2 separate regions of the Homo sapiens genome follow, and region 1 is linked to region 2. A link is an interaction called in ENCODE POLR2A ChIA-PET data of the cell type or tissue named here. Cell type or tissue: PC-9. All regions are shown on one strand. Links, peaks and the distances in the headings refer to the core of each region. The heading gives the core; the rest is flanking DNA.

The links. Peaks named below come from ENCODE experiments on the same cell type or tissue, not always from the same donor. Only the 100,000 strongest peaks of a DNase experiment are listed, where the experiment ranks them.
Region 1: POLR2A ChIA-PET joins it to region 2 with 8 read pairs; 2 of 35 experiments call an interaction of 5 or more read pairs at or near these places.

The regions. Positions count from the first base shown.
Region 1 is chr18:58,119,981-58,130,149 of GRCh38, reverse strand. The region is part of intron 1 of NEDD4L (NEDD4 like E3 ubiquitin protein ligase); the gene reads right to left. Among named protein-coding and RNA genes, the nearest start is that of NEDD4L, 81 kb to the right of the region's middle. RefSeq lists an enhancer at 3,712-4,211. In PC-9, for the core only: no CTCF peak of the experiment used is centred there; no DNase peak of the experiment used is centred there.
Region 2 is chr18:58,007,990-58,018,158 of GRCh38, reverse strand. It overlaps the pseudogene HMGN1P30. Among named protein-coding and RNA genes, the nearest start is that of NEDD4L, 31 kb to the left of the region's middle. RefSeq lists an enhancer at 2,665-2,894. In PC-9, for the core only: no CTCF peak of the experiment used is centred there; a DNase peak (open chromatin) is centred at 4,488; H3K4me3 peaks cover 273 bases; H3K27ac peaks cover 1,903 bases.

The sequences.
Region 1 (10,169 bases), core at 3,782-6,281, 110 kb before region 2:
CCCAACACAGCCACAGTTCCGCTAGATCACAGTCAACCAAACCCCAACAGAGCCCAACACCGCCACAGTTCCACTAGATCACAGCCATATTCCAACAGAGCCCAACATAGCCACAGTTCAACTAGATCACAGTCAACCAAACCCCAACAGAGCCCAACACCGCCACAGTTCCACTAGATCACAGTCAACCAAACCCCAACAGAGCCCAACACCGCCACAGTTCCACTAGATCACAACCAAACTCCAGAGCCCAACACAGCCACAGTTCCACTAGATCACAGTCAACCAAACCCCAACAGAGCCCAACACCACCACAGTTCCACTAGATCACAGTCAACCAAACCCCAACAGAGCCCAACACCACAGTTCCGCTCACAACCAAACCCCAACAGAGCCCAACACCGCCACAGTTCTGCTGGATCGCAACCAACCAAATCCCAATGAAGCCACGCGTGTGGACAAGATAAACCCATGACTGCTGAGATCACAAGGTCCCTATCTGAGTTTCTCTGCGACAAATCTTCCCAAAGTTTATTAAGAACACACAGCTTAATGAAATCATTTGTTGATCTCCCACCCACCACCAGCAAGAGTTCTGAAACACATGATTCCTCCAACTCAAGATGGGCCAGAAAGCAAGTAGAAAACCAAGTTGGGTGCTCTATTTTAGTGGAGAAGCTTCCAGAACAGAGGGGCAGAAGATGGCCAACTGAAATGACAGACCATAAGAATTCACTGTGTGTTTCCTCTCTTTTTATCTAATCCCAGGACATGAACACATCTGTACTCAAATTTCAGGACAGTCCACACACTGAGGCCAAATGCAGATGACTTGGTTTCTCCTTCTGAATCCACCGTTGTGTTTTTCTCACACCACTGATAACTGAAAACAGACGAGATGCAAGCAGGCTGAGCAGCAGCAGCCAAGGGTAGGCACGGATGCCTCAGTCAGCCCTTTGTGTCTTGAAGCACGGGCAACTGGCTGGGCAACTTTCTCAGGGCTTCCTCTATCAGCAATCTGGGCTGGACCAGCAGGCATGTAAGTTAAAGAAAATGATAAAGCACAGGCCGCTTTTTTTATTTTAATCTCAAATGCGTGATCTGGATTTCCATTTTGAAAACAAATGCTGGAAAATGTGACCCCTATGCAAGGCCCCCTCCTAATGAGGTCTGCCTGTTATACATGCGTGACAGGCGCTTCATAGCTTGGAACTAACCGCACTGTATTTGATGTGCTCAGCACAGCAGGTGACTGTAGGTAGAAAATCATTAACAGTACCGTGAGCTCGCAGTCAGCAATCCAAAGGCCAAGTTCAACCAGGAAAAATAAAAACCACCACTGCCCTCTACATCCAAGAGACTTCATCTTACACTTCAGGCATTTAAATGTGCTGCTCAACCACAACGCATTAAGCGGGGAAGGGCTTTTAAAAATCCCAACATTTACACACAGAAACAGCAAGCACCATCCAGCCATAGCTGCCTACAAAGCACAGAAGACGTGGCCCCGCCAGGATTTCCAGCATCCGTCCCTGCTACAGGCAGTTGCCAGAGAGAACATAAACAAGGGTATCCAATGGAAGAGGGACAAGGGACAGGATTTACGTTGCACTGTTTATGCTATGGAATCTGTTGTTTTGGGACTCAAAACTTCAAGTTGCCGAGATGCCTGTATAATTGACTCAGAGGCCACGATATGGGCAGCTGGACATACCAATTCCCAGCCAGCCCCATCCAAACTGCCTCAAGGGGAGGGTTCTTTGACCTATTAAGTTTCCTGGGATAAGAAGAACTTTACAACCAGGCACAAGAAGGGATGCTAAAATAAATAAATGAGCACGCTGGGAGGCCGAGGCGGGTGGATCACCTGAGGCCAGGAGTTAGAGACCAGCCTGGCCAATGTGGTGAAACCCCATCTCTACTAAAAATACAAAAATGAGCCGGGTGCAGTGGCGGGAGCCTGTAGTCCCAGCCACTTGGGAGGCTGAGGCAGGAGAATCACTAGAACCCAGGAGGTGGAGGTTGCAGTGAGCCGAGATCGTGCCATCGCACTCCAGCCTGGGCGACAGAGTGAGACCCTGTCTCAAACAAAACAAAACAAAGGAAAGCAAAGCAAAACAAAACAAAACAAAACAAAAAAATTAGCCGGGCATGGTGGCACTGGGCTGAGGCACAAGAATCACTTGAACTGGGAGGTGGGGTTTGCAGTGAGCCAAGATCGTGCCAGCCTCGGTGACAAAGCAGGACTCTGTCTCAAAAAAATAAATAATAAATAAATAAATGTTGATTCTTTTTTTTTTTTTTTTTTTGAGACGGAGTCTCACTCTGTGGCCCAGGCTGGAGTGCAGTGGCACTATGTCCGCTCACTGCAAACTCCGCCTCCCGTGTTCACACCATTCTCCTGCCTCAGCCTCCTGAGTAGCTGGGACTACAAGCACCTGCCACCACGCCCAGCTAATTTTTGGTATTTTTTAGTAGAGATGGGGTTTCACTGTGTTAGGCCAGGATGGTCTCAATCTCCTGACCTCGTGATCCGCCTGCCTCGGCCTCCCAAAGTGCTGGGATCACAGGTGTGAGCCACCGCACCCGGCCGATTTTTTTTTTTTTAAATAAAGGTGAGGTTTCGCCATGTTGCCCAGGCTGGTCCCAAACTCCTGGCCTCAAGCGATCTTCCCGCCTCGGCCTCCCAGTGTGGAGATTACAGGTGTGGGCCACCGTGTCCAGCCTGAAATGAATAAATGAATCATAATGGCAAAGGTATCATCCTGAACCTTCACACAGCCAAAGAATTGTGTTTGTAAACAAATACAGCGCTGCCCACAGAATGTCGTCCTGTGATGACGGGGACGTCCACATCTGCAGCGTCCTGTGGGCAGCCACTAGCCGCATGTGTCTACGGAGCACCTACAATATGGCTAATACCACGGAGGACCTTTCTATTTGTTTTATTTAAGCTCAACTGGAATCTAGCCTGGTGTGGCCAGCACTCCTTTATGGGCCAGTATAGCTCTGGTCCGCCAGGAGGGAGGATGACAGGAGACGGGGTTTGCTATCAGAGAAAAGCAAGAGAGCATGAACAGGTAAGCAGAGAAGAAGGTGACCAAGCCGCGAGCAGCCGTCACCCCAGTCTCACCTATCCCGACAGGAATGCAGACAGAAACCCAGAGAGAGAATCGCAAGGGTTCTCTGGTCAGTCAACCCCAGGTGAGGACAGGGCTGCCCAGGCAGGCACCTCACCCCTGGGTGCTGGGGTGCGGGTGCCAAGGCAGAGTGAGAGTCTGCAGGGAACTGACATTCCTGGGGGGTGCAATAGACACCTGCAAAGAAATAAGCTAATTTTATGTTTAGAAAGTGCTACAGAGGCAACAGAAAAGGGTAACCGACTGCTGGGGAGGATATGGAGAGACTGGAGCTCCCACTTGATGCTGGTGGGAATGCAAATGGTGCAGATGAAAAACAGGCCAGCAGCTTCTCAAATGCTTAAATGTAGAGTTACCGTAACTCCATGGTTATTCCATTCCTAAGTCTATGTCCACACAAAAACCTGCACACAAGTGTTCATGGCAGCATCATTCTACCAAAAAGTAGAAACAAACCAAATGCTCATGAATTGATGAATGGACTTTTTAAAAAAACAGGTGGTATATCCATACAATGGGCTATTATCTGCCATAAAAAGGAATGAAGTACTGATGCATGCTATCACACGGGATGGGCCGTGGAAACACGCCACGTGAAAGGGGTCCCAAGCAAAAGACCCCCTAGTATGATTCCGTTTATGCAAAATATTCAGAATCAGCACACCTACAGAGACAGAAAGATAGGGTTCTCCAGGGGCTCAGGGGAACAGGGAATCACAAAGTCATAGCTAAAGGATACAAGGTTTCTCTTTCAGCTGATGAAAATTTTCTAAAATTGGCTATGGTGATGTCTGCACATGTGTGTGAATATACTAAAAGCCACCGCATTGCATCACCCATTAAATGGGTGAATTGTAAGAGATGTGAATTTGATCTCAATAATGACTGGGGAGAAAGCTGCAGCTGGAGTGTTCAGGCCTCTCGGAGCAACGGTCCCCTTCAAGGCTAAAGGGAGTCAGCCCCGTGAGGATGCAGGCGAAGGGCGTTCTGACCAAAAGTAACAACAGCAGATGCCAACTTCCCCAGACTGGAACCCGTTTGGTGCGTGCGCCAGGCAGACGGATGCCCGGGTGGCGGGACCTGCCCTGTCCATGAGGTAGCCACAAACAGCTGCCAAGTACTGGAGATGTGGCTGGCTAAATTGAGAGGTGGTAGGTCAAACTTCCAAGACCCCGGATCAAAAGAAAAGACTGTTAAATACTTGATTAATCTTTGTGTGAATACTGATTACATGTTGAAATATTTTTGATATCATGAGTTAACTAAAATGCATTAAAATTCATTTCACCTGTTTTCTTTTTAATGTGACTACTAGAAAAGTTACCGTACATAGGTGGCTGGCATTTGCGGTCCAAATTATATTTCCTGGGCTGCATGAGGCACAGAGAAGAGAGTGGAGAGGCTGGCAGTGGGGTGGTGACTCGAGATCATATAAGGGCTCAGAGGCATGAGGCAAGAGTGAGCTTTAGTTCTAAATGTGATGGGCCACTGAGGACCTGATGTGATTTCATTTCTACCATGAACACATCGCTCTGACTATTCCAAAGACTGGAGGTGAACAAAGAAGGGGGTGGCCAGAGAGAATGACATGAAAGCCTGCCTCAACTGGTCAGATTCAGAAACACACACACACACACACACACACACACACCCTCCTGGTGGGGGGAAGAGGACAGTGTTACAGTTAAGAGCCCAGGCTTAGAAACACATTGCTTGGATTTAAATCTCAGCTGCAACACAGGAAATTTCTGTGAGCAAATTATTTAACTTCTCTGTGCCTGACCTTTCTCATTCACAAATAGGTTATTACAGGCCAGGCGCGATGCCTCACACCTCTAATCCCCACAATCTATAAGTCAAAGTGGGAGGATCGCTTGAGGCCATGAGTTCGAGACCAGCTTTGGCAACATCATGAAACCCCATCTCTCAAAATGTTTTTTAATAAATTAGCTGGTGGCAAGCACCTGTAGTCCCAGCTACTCAAAAGGGTGAGGTGGGAGGACTGCCTGAACCCAGGAGTCTGACGCTGCAGTGAGCTATGATTGGACCACTGCACTCCAGCTTGGGTGACAGTGTAAGACCCTGCCATTCATTCATCCACACATCCATCCATTAATTAATTAATTACATAGGTTTTAATAGCCTTCCTCATGCAGGTTAATACACTCTTCTTCAAATGCTTAGAATGGTGTCAGGCACATAGGAAGCACTCAATAAATGTTAGTGATTATTATTGAATAAAGTATGTGAGGGAAGATGATAAACTTGTTTTTTTACTGAGAAACCAGGTAAGAGCTGGTGCCGTTTAGTGACAGTGGGCAGGATGTGGTGGTGAAGGCAGATCTGGGCAGGAAGAGCAGCGGCTCCATGTGGGCCACGTTAAGGTTGAGAATCATCTTGGTCCTCAAGTGGGAATGCCAGACAGAGAGGTGACTCTCTAAAGATGGAGCACAGAGGTGAGGAGGCTGGGCTGGCAGCCTCAAGGTGAGATTCCACTTACAGAGAGTGTTGGAAGGTTTGGGATGGATGGAGACAGAGCACAGAAGGCACTTGGAGCAGCACTTGGAGGCGGAGAAGCAGAGGAGTAGCCAGAGGGAGACCAAGGAGGAGCCATCGAGGAGGCCGGGGAGGAACAGACAACATGCCACACAGAAATCGGGCTTAGTGGAGTCAATGCTCTCAAAGGCACCGCAGGCGGAGGAAGATGAGGGCAGGCCATGCACGAGTCTGACCAGATGTGGTCCCTCACAGGCTCACCCAGGACAGCACAGCTGGCACTGACATCCGGCCTCCCACCCGGGGAACACCCTCTGGCACTCTCAGAAGGGACAGCTTGTCACCCGGTCATTGGAGAAGGAATGGACACAGTTACTAGACTGGAAGGGGCAATCGGAAGGCAGGCGCTGGAGAGGGCAGGATATAGTCTCTACAGGTCACTTCTTTCTACGGAGTGAGGCACAACAGGGGCAGTGGCCAAGAGGGACGTGGCACTGGTAAGGACATTTTTAAAGAGAAACGTCATAAGGCCTGTTTTTACGCTATTTGGAAGGATGCGGAAGAAAGGAAGAAACGAATAATGCAGGAGGAAAAAGGGTTAACTGCAGGAGTGACATCCTTGGGAAGCAGGAAGAAGATGCCTTGAGAGTGGCAAGGGGCCTGAGTGAGACAGGAGCTGGGGAAGCCTCCGCGGCAGCAGGTGGAAAGGTGGAGGCGAGACAGGGGGTCTCACTGACTGAACGGCTTCTTTCCTCAATGAGACAAGCAGCAAAGTCATCAGCTAGGAGAATGATGGGAGGTGTGGAGAACTGATGAGCAGAAGGTATGAAAGAGTTTTCTCTGAACCGATGAAACTGCTGCAAAAGTGTAATAAGATTCCTGATACAATGAGTGATGACAGCCGATCTGAAGAGATGCAAGTCCAGTTGGCAGTTTTGGAATAATTGTGAAAGTGGGTTTAACCAGGGTGGGGTGTCCAACCGGGGCGGGGGTCTCCTCAGGGAGTACAAAGCAGTTTGGCTGTTTACAGGAAGGGACCATGAGGTTCAGGCTACAGCAAAGTCCCCTGAGGGCACCGGAAAGGGGGTGAAAAGGTGGTGGGTCCACAGATTGGCAAAGCCCGGGATTTCCAAGACGATTTCAAGTGGGAAGGCTGGGAACGGAAGATCGCAGAGTGGGGTGCCTGAGATCAGGGTTCTAGAGGCTAACCTGGACGAGATCTAAAAAGGGTCACTAAAATGAGGTACAGAAAGGCAGCTGGACCAGAAGAAGTCAAGAATGGACAGGCCAGGTTGCTGGGTGGATACTCTGTGAAGAGACCAGCAGGGTTGGCGGTGTCTTCAAGGGCCAGCCAGGCTTCCATTAGAAAGAGAAGGTGCGGGAACATTCAGAGGTGGTGGAGGATGTAAGGATGCTGCCATGACAGGGAACCCAAAAGGCACAGAGGCAAGAACAGTATAACAGATATAAACAGTCAGTGGGGCCAGGTGCAGTGGCTCACACCTGTAATCCCAGCACTCTGGGGGGCTGAAGTGGGTGGATCACTTGAGGTCAGGAGTTCGAGACTAGCCTGGCCATCATGGTGAAACTCCATCTCTGCTAAAAATACAAAAATGAGCCAGGCGTGGTGGCACACACCTGTAATCCCTACTCAGGGGGCTGAGGCAGGAGAATTGCTTGAACTTGGGAGGCAGACACTGCAGTGAGCCGAGATCATGCCATTGCACTCCAGTCTGGGCAACAGAGCAAGACTCTGTCTCAAAAAAAAAAGAAAAAGAAAAAAGAAAAAAAATCCATCAGTGGGATGGGTGGACACCACTTGACAACTGCTTTGAAAGCAAACAATAAATCAGCCAGGTATAGCAGCCTCATTAACTCAGCAGTATCTAAATACACATCATGTGAAAAGTTACCACAAATTTTAAGTCTCTTAAAAAGGGCAAGTTGGAGGTAGCAAGGCAAACACCACTCCAGGGCTCACTAGACTTTTATATTTTATTTTATTTTATTTTATTTTAGACAGAATTTTGCTCTTGTTGCCCAGGCTGGAGTGCAATGGCGCAATTTCGGCTCACTGGAACCTCCTCCTGGGTTCAAGCTATTCTCCTGCCTCAGCCTCCTGAGTAGCTGGAATTACAGGCGCCCGCCACCACACCCGGCTAATTTTTGTATTTTTAGTAGAGACGGGGTTTCACCGTGTTGGCCAGACTGGTCTCGAACTCCTGACCTCAGGTGATCCACCCGCCTTGGCCTCCCAAAGTGCTGGGATTACAGGCGTGAGCCACAGCACCCGGCCTAGATTGAGTTTTAGACACTTGTCAGCAACTAAACACTGCCAACCCTGCCATCAGGTTGTGGGCACAAAACCATCACTTCCACCCCAGCCCTAGGGCTGAATGGCAGCTGTAAGCCAAAGGGCTACCACTAGAGGGCGACACAGCCCAAAGACTTGAGCAACTCCCAGGCACTGATTTTAATAAAACAAAGCTCTGAGCAGAACGAGTTGAAATTTCTCAAGTTCAAAAACCTAGTTTATTTTTTAAATGAAACAATACTATAAAAACATAGAAAAAACACATATATGGGTGTGCAGAGAAAAAGGTCTCAAAGGCTTCACACCAACCTGGTAACAGGGAAAATAAGACATGGGAAGGGAATGGGGCAAGGCAGAGAAATGGCAGACCTCCACTTTTTAGCCTAAAGGCTATGCTGAGTATTTTTCAAGATTGCATTCATATATTATTGGGATAATTTTAAAATACATTACAAATCAGAAAATATAATAAACATAGAAAACATATAGTTGGCCAGGTGTGGTGGCTCATGCCTGCAATCCCAGCACTTTCGAAAGCCAACACAGGATGATGACTTGAGCCCAGGAGTTTGAGACCAGCCTGGGCAACACAGTGAGACCTCATCTCTACAAAAAAAATTTTTGTTAATTAGCCAGCTGTAGTGGAACTCGCCTGTGGTTCTAACTACTTGGGCAGTTGAAGTGGAAGGAGCGCTTGAGCCTGCAGTGAGCCAGGGCCACACCACTGCTCCAGCCTGGGTGATAGAGAGACCCTGTCAAAAAAAAAAAGAATGAAAGAAAAGAAAGAAAGATTAACAACTGAACAAAACTTGCTACAGACAGAATCTCCAAACCAGCAGCATTCAGAAGGGTTCTAAAATCTATCTCACTGAATTCTGTAGGTAGTTCCTGAGGAAAACCGGGCCCCCAAAGAGTAATTTGCTCCAACAGGGGCCAAAGTTAAAATAACAGCCCACTCTCATCCAAGATCCTAATAACACACGTGAGAATCCTTTCTCTGTTGTGTCCTCTACTAAAATGCTAGCAGTTATGGTTTGGTCATCAATTCTCTATCTTACTAATATCATTCTACACTCTGTTCTCCCCACCAAAAAAAAGAGAAGACACTTTTACTTAGATCACATTGCTGAAATGGCATGTCTTCCTTTGGCTAAATTAAATTTTAACAAATATCTGTTGAAACTTTCATCACTTGATAGAAAAACATCACTTAATTATTATAAATCTAAAAACCTACCTAAGTCCATATCTTCAAATTATCTGCAATGTATAAAAACAGTCCAAGCAGAATATGGTAATAGTCACCTGAGTACATAAAGATACCAGTGGGGATGGGGGAGTGAGGGGGGGATTACATCTGTTGGACTAAAGAAAATTTTCCTGAATTTGAAGGTAGAAAGGGACTTTTTTTCTTTTTTTTGAGATGGAGTCTTGCTCTGTCACCCAGGTTGGAGTGCAGTGGCGTGATCTCGGCTCACCGCAAGCTCCGCCTCCCAGGTTCATGCCATTCTCCTGCCTCAACCTCCCGAGTAGCTGGGACTACAGGCTCCCGCCACCACGCCTGGCTAATTTTTTTGTATTTTTAGTAGAGACGGGGTTTCACTGTGTTAGCCAGGATGGTCTCGATCTCCTGACCTCGTGATCCGCCCGCCTCAGCCTCCCAACGTGCTGGGATTACAGGCGCGAGCCACCACGCCCGGCCGTGGCATTTTTTAAAGGGTGAACATTTGCTGCATACTCATTATGAGCTGGGCATTGTACTGATAGTATTTTATGTTTTGTTACCTCATTCCATCCTCACAAATCCCAGTGAGGTAACTGTAATTAACCTCATCGTAGAGGGAGGGAGAATACAATTGGCCAATGAATAGCAGAACCAGGACTCAAACTTAGGACTGCCTAATCCACACCTGCTCTTGGCTGACATCAGAAGGCCTTGTCTTTACTCCTCCTGGTGTGTTTCATTTCACCCCCTGCCTCTCTCCATCCTTGCTGTCTGGCCTCGACAGGGATTTCTGCCTTTCTATTTGGGCAGTCCAATCTGGCTGACGTCAAGGCAGCCAGAGAGGTTTCATGGGTTCTGAAGAGAGCAAGCAAGAAGGGATCCAGAGACTGGAGAGGCCGATCCTGGCAAGGAGACTTCTTCCTTAAAGGATCAACAGGCAGAGGGAAGATCTTCAAAGACGATTAAGGAAAATTATCAGATGGCTTGCTCCACA
Region 2 (10,169 bases), core at 3,290-5,789:
TTAAATGGCAATATGGAGTCAGTCCTGTGTTTAATGTCTTGAACATTTTAAATTACTTCTATTCCCATGTTGTTTTTTAGTAGAATTGTTTCCTAAAGAAAACCACTCTGATCATGGCTCTCCCTGTCAGAATTGTGTGCACTCTGTAACATCTTTGGTTTTGGTAGTCCTGTTTTCCTAATAACATTGTTACTGTGCTGTGAAAGATTACAAATATGAATATGCAGTGTACGTGCTATTCAGTTGTGGCCGTATGTGCTATTCAGGTGGGCTGTATGTAACAGCTGACCAACGTGTGAAGATACCAGTACTTGATAGCCTCTTAAGGAAAATTTGCTTCCAAATTTTAAGCTGGAAAGTCACTGGAATAACTTTAAAAAAGAATTAATTACAATACATGGCTTTTTAGAATTTCATTACATATGTTAAGAATTGTGTACAAATTGAAATGTCTGTACTGATCCTCAACCAATAAAATCTCAATTATGAAAATAAAAAAAAATCTACATAAAGGGAGAAACCCTCCAAAATATATAGAACATGGAGAGTGCTTTCTGAAATTGGACTTCAGTTGTCAAGGTCCCTTGGATGAAGGAGCACAAAAAACAAAGCCCAGGGCTTGCTCAAGCAAATAATCTAATGTAAGATCTTCCACACACAACCTTGAGGCCCTAAAGGACTATACCTTTCATGTTTAATGATGAACCAGAAATAGCCTTGCCTTCCAGGAAAGTCTTCTTGGACCTGAGCACATCAGGAGGAATCAATCCTCTGGCCCAAGGACACTATAATGGAAAACAAGTCTTCTCATGGGTTTGCAGCCCAAATTCACATCACCCAGGCAGTCCAGAAAACCTCAAGCTATAAACTCATTTTAGAATTGTTCCAGACTGGTAATAGTTTCAGGAACCTGACAGAAGCAAATGTAAATATCAGAGAACCCCACCTTCATCTGAGGCCTCAAGCAATTCCCTCAAATAATTTTCTAAGGAAAATGCATAGCTCACAGTAATAAATTAATGAATGAATAAACACTAAAAAGAAAAACAAACAACCCACAGCAGAACAGACCCACAAAATTTTAGATATTGAAATTACCTAAGGCCAGCCATGGTGACTCATACCTGTAATTCCAGCACTTTGGAAGTCCAAGGCGAGTGGATTGCTTGAGCCCAGAAGTTTGATACCAGCCTGGGCAACATTGGTGAAACCCTCTCTCTATAAAACACTAAAAAATTAGCTGCTCCCCTGTAGTCCCAGCTACTCAGGAGGCTGAGGTGGGAGGATCACTTGAGTCCAGGGAGGTTGAGGCTGCAGTGAGTTGTGTTCATGCCACTGCACTCCAGCCTGAGCGACAGAGCAAGATCCTGTCTCAAAGGAAAAAAGAAAAAAAGGATTTCTTACAATACTAAGCCTACTACTTCAGAAACAGATAAACAAACAAATAGACAAGCTGGAAAATATTTTCAGGGTATAGAAAATAATAAAAATGATACAGCAGATTTTAAAATTTGAATTTACAGAGACAAAAAATTAAGTGATTGAAATTTAAAACTTAGTGGGTATATTAAGCATTAGGCATGGTTAATGAGAGAATTAATGAACTGGAAGACAGGGCTGGAGAAATTATGCAGAATGCAGCACATGAGATGAAAAATATAAAAGGGGCATAACAAGATACAAAAGACAGAATTAAAAAGTCTCACATTTGTCTATCACAGTTCCAGAAGAGAGGAGAGTGAGATTGGGGCTGCAATATGAAACCTGAATTTTACCTTGAGAGCAGTAACAAACCATTGAAAGAATTTGAGTAGGGTGTTAATGAGGGTTGTTATGAAAGATGGTGCAGTTTAGTCACTGCTCAAAGGTTTTTGGCTGAGGGGATAAAGGGGCTAAAATGTGGCTTGTATTCAATTTAGCAGGCCACGTGCCTGGTGAGGGGTTGCATCTGGCTGGAGGAAAGAAAGCAATTAAAAAAAAAAAATTCCCACAGAAATATTATATGGCTAGTCACAGCCCTGGCCCTGACATAGATGAGTTCAAGTTTTGCTCTTCAGATATAGTGTAGAGAAGAGCTTTTCTCAAAGAAAAATGGTGTTAGATCAGTTTTTCATCTTTTCTGCCAAAGGTCAGATTTCCAGACTTTTCTCCAAAAGGTCATGCTCCTAAGAAACAATGAACATACATTCGTTTTTGTTTCTTGTGAGATTGATTATAGCCAGTTTTAGTCCTTGATCTAGACTCTGCTATTGTCTTCTTCTATAGTCATTTTTGTTCTTTTCTTATCCTTCCTGAATACATTTTGGGGTGGAAAAGGGAATCTCATCTTCTTTTTTGACTTAGCAGAGTATGTAATGCAATATGCACATTGCTTTGCATTCTGAAGCATGGAAGTGATTTTTTAAGCTACTATATCAAAAAGATAGTCACTGCTCAACTTTGTATACTGTATTATCTCAAGTCCCTGGTCAAACGAGCAATTCGCTATATCATCAACTGTCATGTTATATTGCCTGGGTTTTAGAGAATAAGGGATGGTGGTTGGTTAATAGCCCAACTTGAAATATTACGAAAGAGGGGCAATTCGAGCTGAGATGATTTACAACTCTCAGAATGGGAACTAGTGGTAGAAAATAAAGAAGGGCATTTATGTGCGGCTAATTATATTGAAGGAAAATGAGGCCAGAAGTTGGAGCGTACTCTGGTGTCTGTTACGAGGTAGGAGCTGAGATACGAGTGGGGAACGGGTGGCCTCTGTAGTTGGACTTTTAAGTTAGCAGGGATGGAGTCGAATCTGCGTAATCTTGGAAAAGGAACTTGAGAAATGTCTTCTGAGCTAGGCCAACTAGAGGAAACCAAAGTTACCCCAAATCGTCTGGGTCTTCTGTAGGTTACCCAGGGGACCAGCCCCAGCTCACAAGAACAGAAAGTGGAGAGCATTTGCATGACAGGGAACCACTGTGAGGAAGTGAAAGCACCTTATTTGCAGTAAATCAGGACACATTTATACCATTCTGTGGAGACTGCAGGGAAGAGAGATGTTTCTAGTGGAGAAGGGATGCTAAATTGGATTAATTACATAGCACGCATTAGTACTAATTAAAGATGTGTAATGCATCATTGGTATCTTCTTATTTAGTATGCTCTCAGCTGCTCATTTTCCTTCAGTGAACACAGAAAATATTAATAAAGGCTTTCATAGAATCACTTTAAACTTTGGAATCCAATTCTCCTTTTAACGTGTAGCTGAACCTTTTATGAGGAAATTCTGAACCTTACTCTTTTAGTCAAGGTCTTATTGCACTTATATTTTTAAAGAAGAGATTGTTAAGTCCATCACTAAGGTATTTACAAACGAGGGTTATCTTGCTATCATCTGCTACCCCACTTCCTCAGAAAGGATGAACCAAGCCCATAACCCTTGGGTTCTGTAACAAGTGATGGAGAAACAATGATGAATAGGACAAAGAATCTTTCTTTTGAAAGACATAACACAGAAAGGTTAATAGCTGGCTGGACATGGTGGCTCATACCTGTAATCCCAACACTTTGGGAGGCTGAGGTGGGAGGATCACTTAAGCCCAGGAGTTTGCAATTACAGTGATCTATAATCGTGCCACTGCACTCCAGTGTGGGTGACAGAGCAAGAATCTATTTCAAAAAATAAAAATAAAAAAGTGAAATAGCCATATAAATAAACCACGAAATTCAGCATGGTAAGTGTTCAAGTAGATGGTTGTACAATGTATAGGTGGAGCACAGTGGAAAGAACACTTTGTTCATTTTTAAAGTATTTAAGACCTATTGTGTGCCAAACACTATGATAGGCATTGAGGGAGATGAAGGAATAAGAAAAAACATTCTTGCACCTTTTCTTTGTGTGGGGTAGAAGCACTCTTGAGAAGAAATTAATTTTGAGAATCTTCAGAAGGATTGAGAACAGTCATTATTATTCAAAAACCTCCTAACAGATCCCACTAACTCGGGCCCAGTGGTAGAAGAGAGAGACTGAGAAAGGAATGATCCCTGCCAACGCTTCTGGCCCAGAGAAATCTCTTAGCTCTCTAGGAGCTAAGCTGTGTTGGGTCAGGCAGTTATTTTTCTCTGATGTTCCAGAACATTGCAAGAACACGTGGCCAAATTTGGTTCACTTTAACAGGGGTCACTAGCAGGGCTTTCAGCAAATGTTTAACCAACAGGTTTGCATTTTACTAGCAGTATAGTTACCATAATCTCTCTTTGCTGACAGATTTGCAGATCAGAGGTCAATAGCAGCTTTGAGAATAGTTATTGATTCATGAAGTCAAATATTCCTTAGTCCTTGCCAAACATAGACGCCTTTCTTCACCCAGAGTAACTGGTACGGGGGTAGTTTTTACCTGGAGAAAAGGAATTCTTCTAAGGCCTGTTGTGTAATAGCGTTGTAACAACAATGTATATATTCCTGGCATCTGATTTCATTCAACACCCAGATTCATTGTCTTTCAAAGAATGTGTTGACTTTGCCACCACTTTAGTCATTATTTACTTTGGGATAGATAATGTGAGTCAAAACTTTAAAGGTGGTGCCCACAGCCTACAGATTAAAGAAGCTTCAGGCAGGGAGAAACTAAAGCAATGTAATGAGGAAACAGAAAAATCCCATGTCACCTTTTTAACAGCAACAATCTTGCTTTCAAGACCTGAGTTAGGATTCCTGGCGAAGCCAACACTGGCCTGATGCTCAGGATATTCTCAGGAGGCAAAGTAGATGTAGGCTGCCCCATTCAATGCATCATGTCATGCATACCGTTTCTTCCCTGAGCTGGGAAGGAAATGGGAGTAACATTTGTGATTCACAATTTTATTAATAGCATTCATTGAGCATACCAAATGTGTGATATGCATGTCATTCAATTCTCATCACACAAGCTGTCCTACACAATTGGGACTGAAAAAAGCTCTGTGTCAGCAGCTTATGACAACAGCCTTTTCAACCAGAGCCTCAGTTTATACTTGAGGAAGCTGCTACCCAGAGAGGTTAGGGACAGTTTTCAACGGCCATGCAAGGAACACCAGAACTCTGAGTTTCTGGGCCTCTCCTCTGCTCTACCCATTGCTCTGTTCATTGATAGAGAAATACCTTAGACCTGTGCTTCTCAAATCTTACCTGCATGCAAGTCCCCAGGGATCTTGTGAAAATAAAGATTTGATTCAGCAGGTCTGGGGTGAACCCAAGATTTTGCATTTCCAACAAGCTCCTGGTGGTGCCAGTGCTGTTGGTTCCTGACAGCGCTGAGTGAGAAGGCTGTAGATGATTGTGTGTTCTTCGTTGTTCTCTTCAACGTGACATTTTCAGCACCAGTGGTGCCCTTTTCTATCTTATTATATATAGATTTTGAACTAGTGGTGACATTATATTAAATATGAAATCTGCTAAAGGTTCTTGAGTTCTGAAATAATGCTAAAGGGATTCATATATAGAGCATCTTCTTAGGAAACTTTAAAGCATCTTTGAGTCATTTTTCCTTGAATGTCACTCCTGTCACCATTGAGATATGTACCAGCACTAAGGACCAAAGTGTGACAGATCAAAGCACAGCATTGATTGTGCAATCATTGGCGTACACATATAGACATTTAAAAAAATGTGACAAAGCTTTTAAATATATTTTGGGTCAACACCAAGATATATTTTTCAGAGATGCAGCAGTGTGGTAGTGGTCATTTGCCAGGGATTGGGATTCTGGATTCCAATCTCTCTGCCTCTCCCACATAGCCTTGAGAGCTGAAGCTCCAGCCCTCTAGGCCTCATGGTCCAGATCTATAGGAGAATGGTTGGAAGAGATAATCTGGAAGGCTTATTACTTTCTTGTTTTATGGTTGGTGATGATTAGCATCTTTCTTTTCTAGAATGACCTACCACAAAATGTAGAAAGCCATTTTTCCCTTTGGGTAACCAGGAAGATTTTGATGAAAACAGCTGGCAAATATAAGCCAATTATTGGCTTCTCTTAGCCTGTTGCTATAGCAGAAGGAGTCCTGAATTAGGAGGCTGCAGATACGTGCTGTGTAATATTGGGCAAATTACTCCATCTCTCTGAGTCTCAGTTTCATCATCTGCAAAATGATAGGATTGATGCTCTAAGTCTATTTTAGTAGTAATGATCCATATAATAAATGGAAACAGTTAATGAATTTCTTGAACCTGGTTTTCTTTTCTCGTTTGTCCCCAATCTTTACCCATGATGAAAGGAGTGGGTCCCCAACCATGCCCCCTATCCTTATGGATAGAGAACTCGTGAACTCCTGAAGAACAGAGACATATCTGCTATTCCAGCCTTCCCTCATCATCCTTTGAATAGTTGGCACAATGAATGAATGAATGAGCTGTTGTACCACAGGACTAATAGGAAACAGTCAGATCCATTGAGGTCAGTGCTGTCAATGAGATTGTCCAGGAGCTATAATCATGGGTCTATAGTGGACAGCACAGAAGCTATTGACCACAGGGGCAGTGAAAAGTGTTTTTATCCCCCGGATGCTTATAGGGCCAAGATTATCCAGGATGCAAGATGATGTTATTAGCAAAGGATGCTACTACATCCTTATGTTATTAGCAAAACTGCAATGGTGTTAAGGACCCTGGGAGGGAAGAAAAATTAGCAACTTTGAGATCATCCTCTTTAGTTTTCATTTCAATCTCTAATGCTAAATTTTAATTTGAATTGGGAATTGGGTTTAATCATAAGTGTTTCCATAGGGAACAGGGCCTGTGAAATTTAGAACATATTTGTAGCTGTCTAGCTTGGTTTCAAGAGAAAAATCCCTTCTTTTGGGGAGACTATGAACATCTGGGAATTGTGGGCAGATATAATTAAAAGAATCATAGATGTTAGAGCAGGAAGGATCTTTGTCAATTAGTTCTACCCTTTGTTTTCTGTTCTTCTCATAGGCAAACTTGGGGTGTGGAGGAGGGAAAAGAAAATTAGCTATGCGAGCATTGGAAGCTGCTCCCCTCAGACTTAGTGGTGACCCTGAGAAAACACAGAGAACAAGACCACCTCTAGATCAGTGTTCATTAAAAACACATTTTCCTCGTTGGGTGCTGTGGCTCACGCCTGTAATCCCTGCACTTTGGGAGGCCAAGGCAGGCAGATCATTTGAGGTCAGGAGTTTGAAACCAGCCTGGCCAACATGGTGAAACCCTGTTTCTACTAAAAATACAAAAATTATCTGAATGTGGTGGCACGCACCTGTAATCCAAGCTACTTGGGGGGCTGAGGCAGGAGAATCACTTGAACCAAGGAGGCGGAGGTTGCAGTGAGCCGATATCGTGCCACTGCACTCCAGCCTGGGCGACAGAGCGAGACTCCATCTCAAAAACAACAACAACAACAACAAACACATATTCCTCAGCTCCTTCATGCACACATTCTCCTTCAGGGGTTTGGGGTAGGGCCAGGGACCTGTGATTTTTACCAAGCTGCCTAGATGATTCTTAGACACTTTTGAGTTTGAGAATCTAGCTTTGGGCAATTTGCAGTCATTCCCACTTTCACCTGAATAAAATTCAAGTAGATTGTACGTATTTAAGAGAAAGAAAGAAGAGAACTTATGGTTAAATACAGGAGAGTGTTTTGATTGTTTTGGTTTTTGTTTTAGAGATGGAATCTTACTCTGTTGCCCCAGCTGGCGTGCAGTGGTGCAATCATAGCTCACTGCAGCCTTTAACTCCTGGGATGAAGCAATCCTCTTGTCTCAGCCTCAGGAGTAGCTAGGACCACAGGTGTGCACCACCAAGCCTGGCTAACTTCATTTTTTTTTCTTTGTAGAGACAGGATCTCACTATGTTGGCCAGGCTCCTGGCCTCAAGCAATCCTCCCACCTCGAAATTCCGAAATTCTGGGATTACAGGTGTGAGCCACTGTGTCCAGCCAGAAGGGTATTTTGTAATAGTCTGGGAAGAGGTGACTCTGGGGAGAGGTGAGTTTTAAAAAAATAACACAAGTGAGAAGGTAGGATGCATTGAGGAAAAAAACTTTTTTTTGAGACAAGATCTTGCTCCGTCACCCAGGCTGGATGGAGTGCAGCGGTGCTACCTTGGCTCACTGCAGCCTTGACCTCCTGGGCTCAAGTGATCCTCCCACCTCAGCCTCCTGAGTAGCTGGGACTATAGATGCACACTACCACACCTTGTTAATTTTTGTATTTTTGGTACAAAAATGGGGTTTTGCCATGTTGCCCAGGCTTATATCAAACTCCTGGGTTCAAGCAATCCTCCTGTCTCAGCCTCCTAAAGTGCTGGGATTACAGGCATAAGCCACTAAGGCAGCTGGGAAAATTTTTTCATCAAAGCTCTGCTCAGGGTTGGTTAGCTTTTATTTGAAATCTTCTTTAACAATATCTAAGACTCTGAACATCTCTTTTAAGATGTTTCTATACAATGAAGAAATGGAATTGTTCTTTAAGTCACCTCACCAGCTCAACGCCTCAAACTACAAATTATCTCCACTGGGGATGGGGTGGGATGGGAGGAAGGAGGCCCTTGAAGACATTTTGCAAGACTAAACCTTCCCCTCAGCTATCCAAATGTTGTGTGAGCACAGTCAAATTCCTTGTTATGTTTGTCTTTTTTCCTTCTACTCCTTGTGGAGACATTCCAAAAGGAAGAAATTTCACTGGACATACAGACACCTCAAAAATCACACTGCATTTCTTGATGTACAGGGCTGTTGTGATTCATGGACTTGGTAAATAGAGGCCTTTTCAAGTTAGACTTTTCCAAGGATTGGCAGTAATTTATACACTGGGGCCTCAGGGAATTGAGGAATTCATGTATTTTGTAGGAATGAGCTGAGTCTCTCCCTTGGGACTAGCACTACTCAAGGAGTACAGAAGACACAAAATACAGTGTCTCTATTTTCAAAAAGTGTATAGTCTTGTCAGGGAGATAAAACAGACACAAATAAAGCAGAGAGCAATACCAGACCTTACAAACAATGGTATTAAAGTGAATATCACTCATTTAACAAACTCCTTCCTATATAGCACTAACTGAATTCAACTCAGGTGAAAAATCCTCTTTTTGAAATATTTTCTCCCAGATTGTAGTAGTAAAAGTTTTCCACTTGACTCTTAACTTATAGCAGCACTCCCTTGAACCATATCTTGGTAGACAAATCAAAGATGGAGGGAGAGGAAATAAATGTATTTTGCATGTGGGAGTGATGTGAATTGTTGTGGCCAAACGGCAAACGGTGACTGATTGTCTTTTCCAGAGGTAACTAAACCAGTAGATTCCCACTCCCATATGCTTTTCCTGTAACATGATGGATACGCCTTCCATGAAAGGTGAGATCTATAGCCCATTCCCTTGAATCTGGGCAGAAGCTGAGCATGCTGACAACCAGCCAAAGCTGGGTCTTTCACTCTTACAACACAAGGAAATGAATTCTGCCAAACACCTGAAAAAGCTTAGGAGCAGGTTTCCCCCATTTGAGTCTCCAAATGAGAATGCAGCCCAGCCAATACCTTAATGGCAGCCTTGTGAGACCCTAAGCAGAAGATCCAGTTAAAAGATATGGCTTAAGCTGGCCGGGCACAGTGGCTCATGCCTGTAATCCCAGCACTTTGGGAGGCCGAGGCGGGCGGATCACGAGGTCAGGAGATTGAGACCATCCTGGCTAACACGGTGAAACCCTGTCTCTACTAAAAAATACACAAAAATTAGCTGGGCATGGTGGCGGGTGCCTGTAGTCCCAGCTACTTGGGAGGCTGAGTCAGGAGAATGGCCTGAACCCAGGAGGTGGAGCTTGCAGTGAGCCGAGATCGTGCTACTGCACTCCAGCCTGGGCGACAGAGCGAGACTCTGTCTCAAAAAAAAAAAAAAAGATATGGCTTATGCTTGACCCATGGGACCTGTGACATGAGTGTGCATGGTTTAAGCCACAGTTTATGGTGATTTGCTGTGCAGCGGTAGGGAACCAAAACACCTGGCTACCCTGATGGTGCCATGCTGGAGAGACCACACTGGAAAGGCCACATTGCGACAAAGAGACAGTTCCAGGAGTCCAAGCTGTTCCAGCCCCCAGCTGTTTCAGTCTCTGCAGCATCAGCCACTAGGCTTGTAAATGGACCTTCAGATAATTCCAGTTCCCAGCCTTCAAACCCTCTCATATGACGTTGAG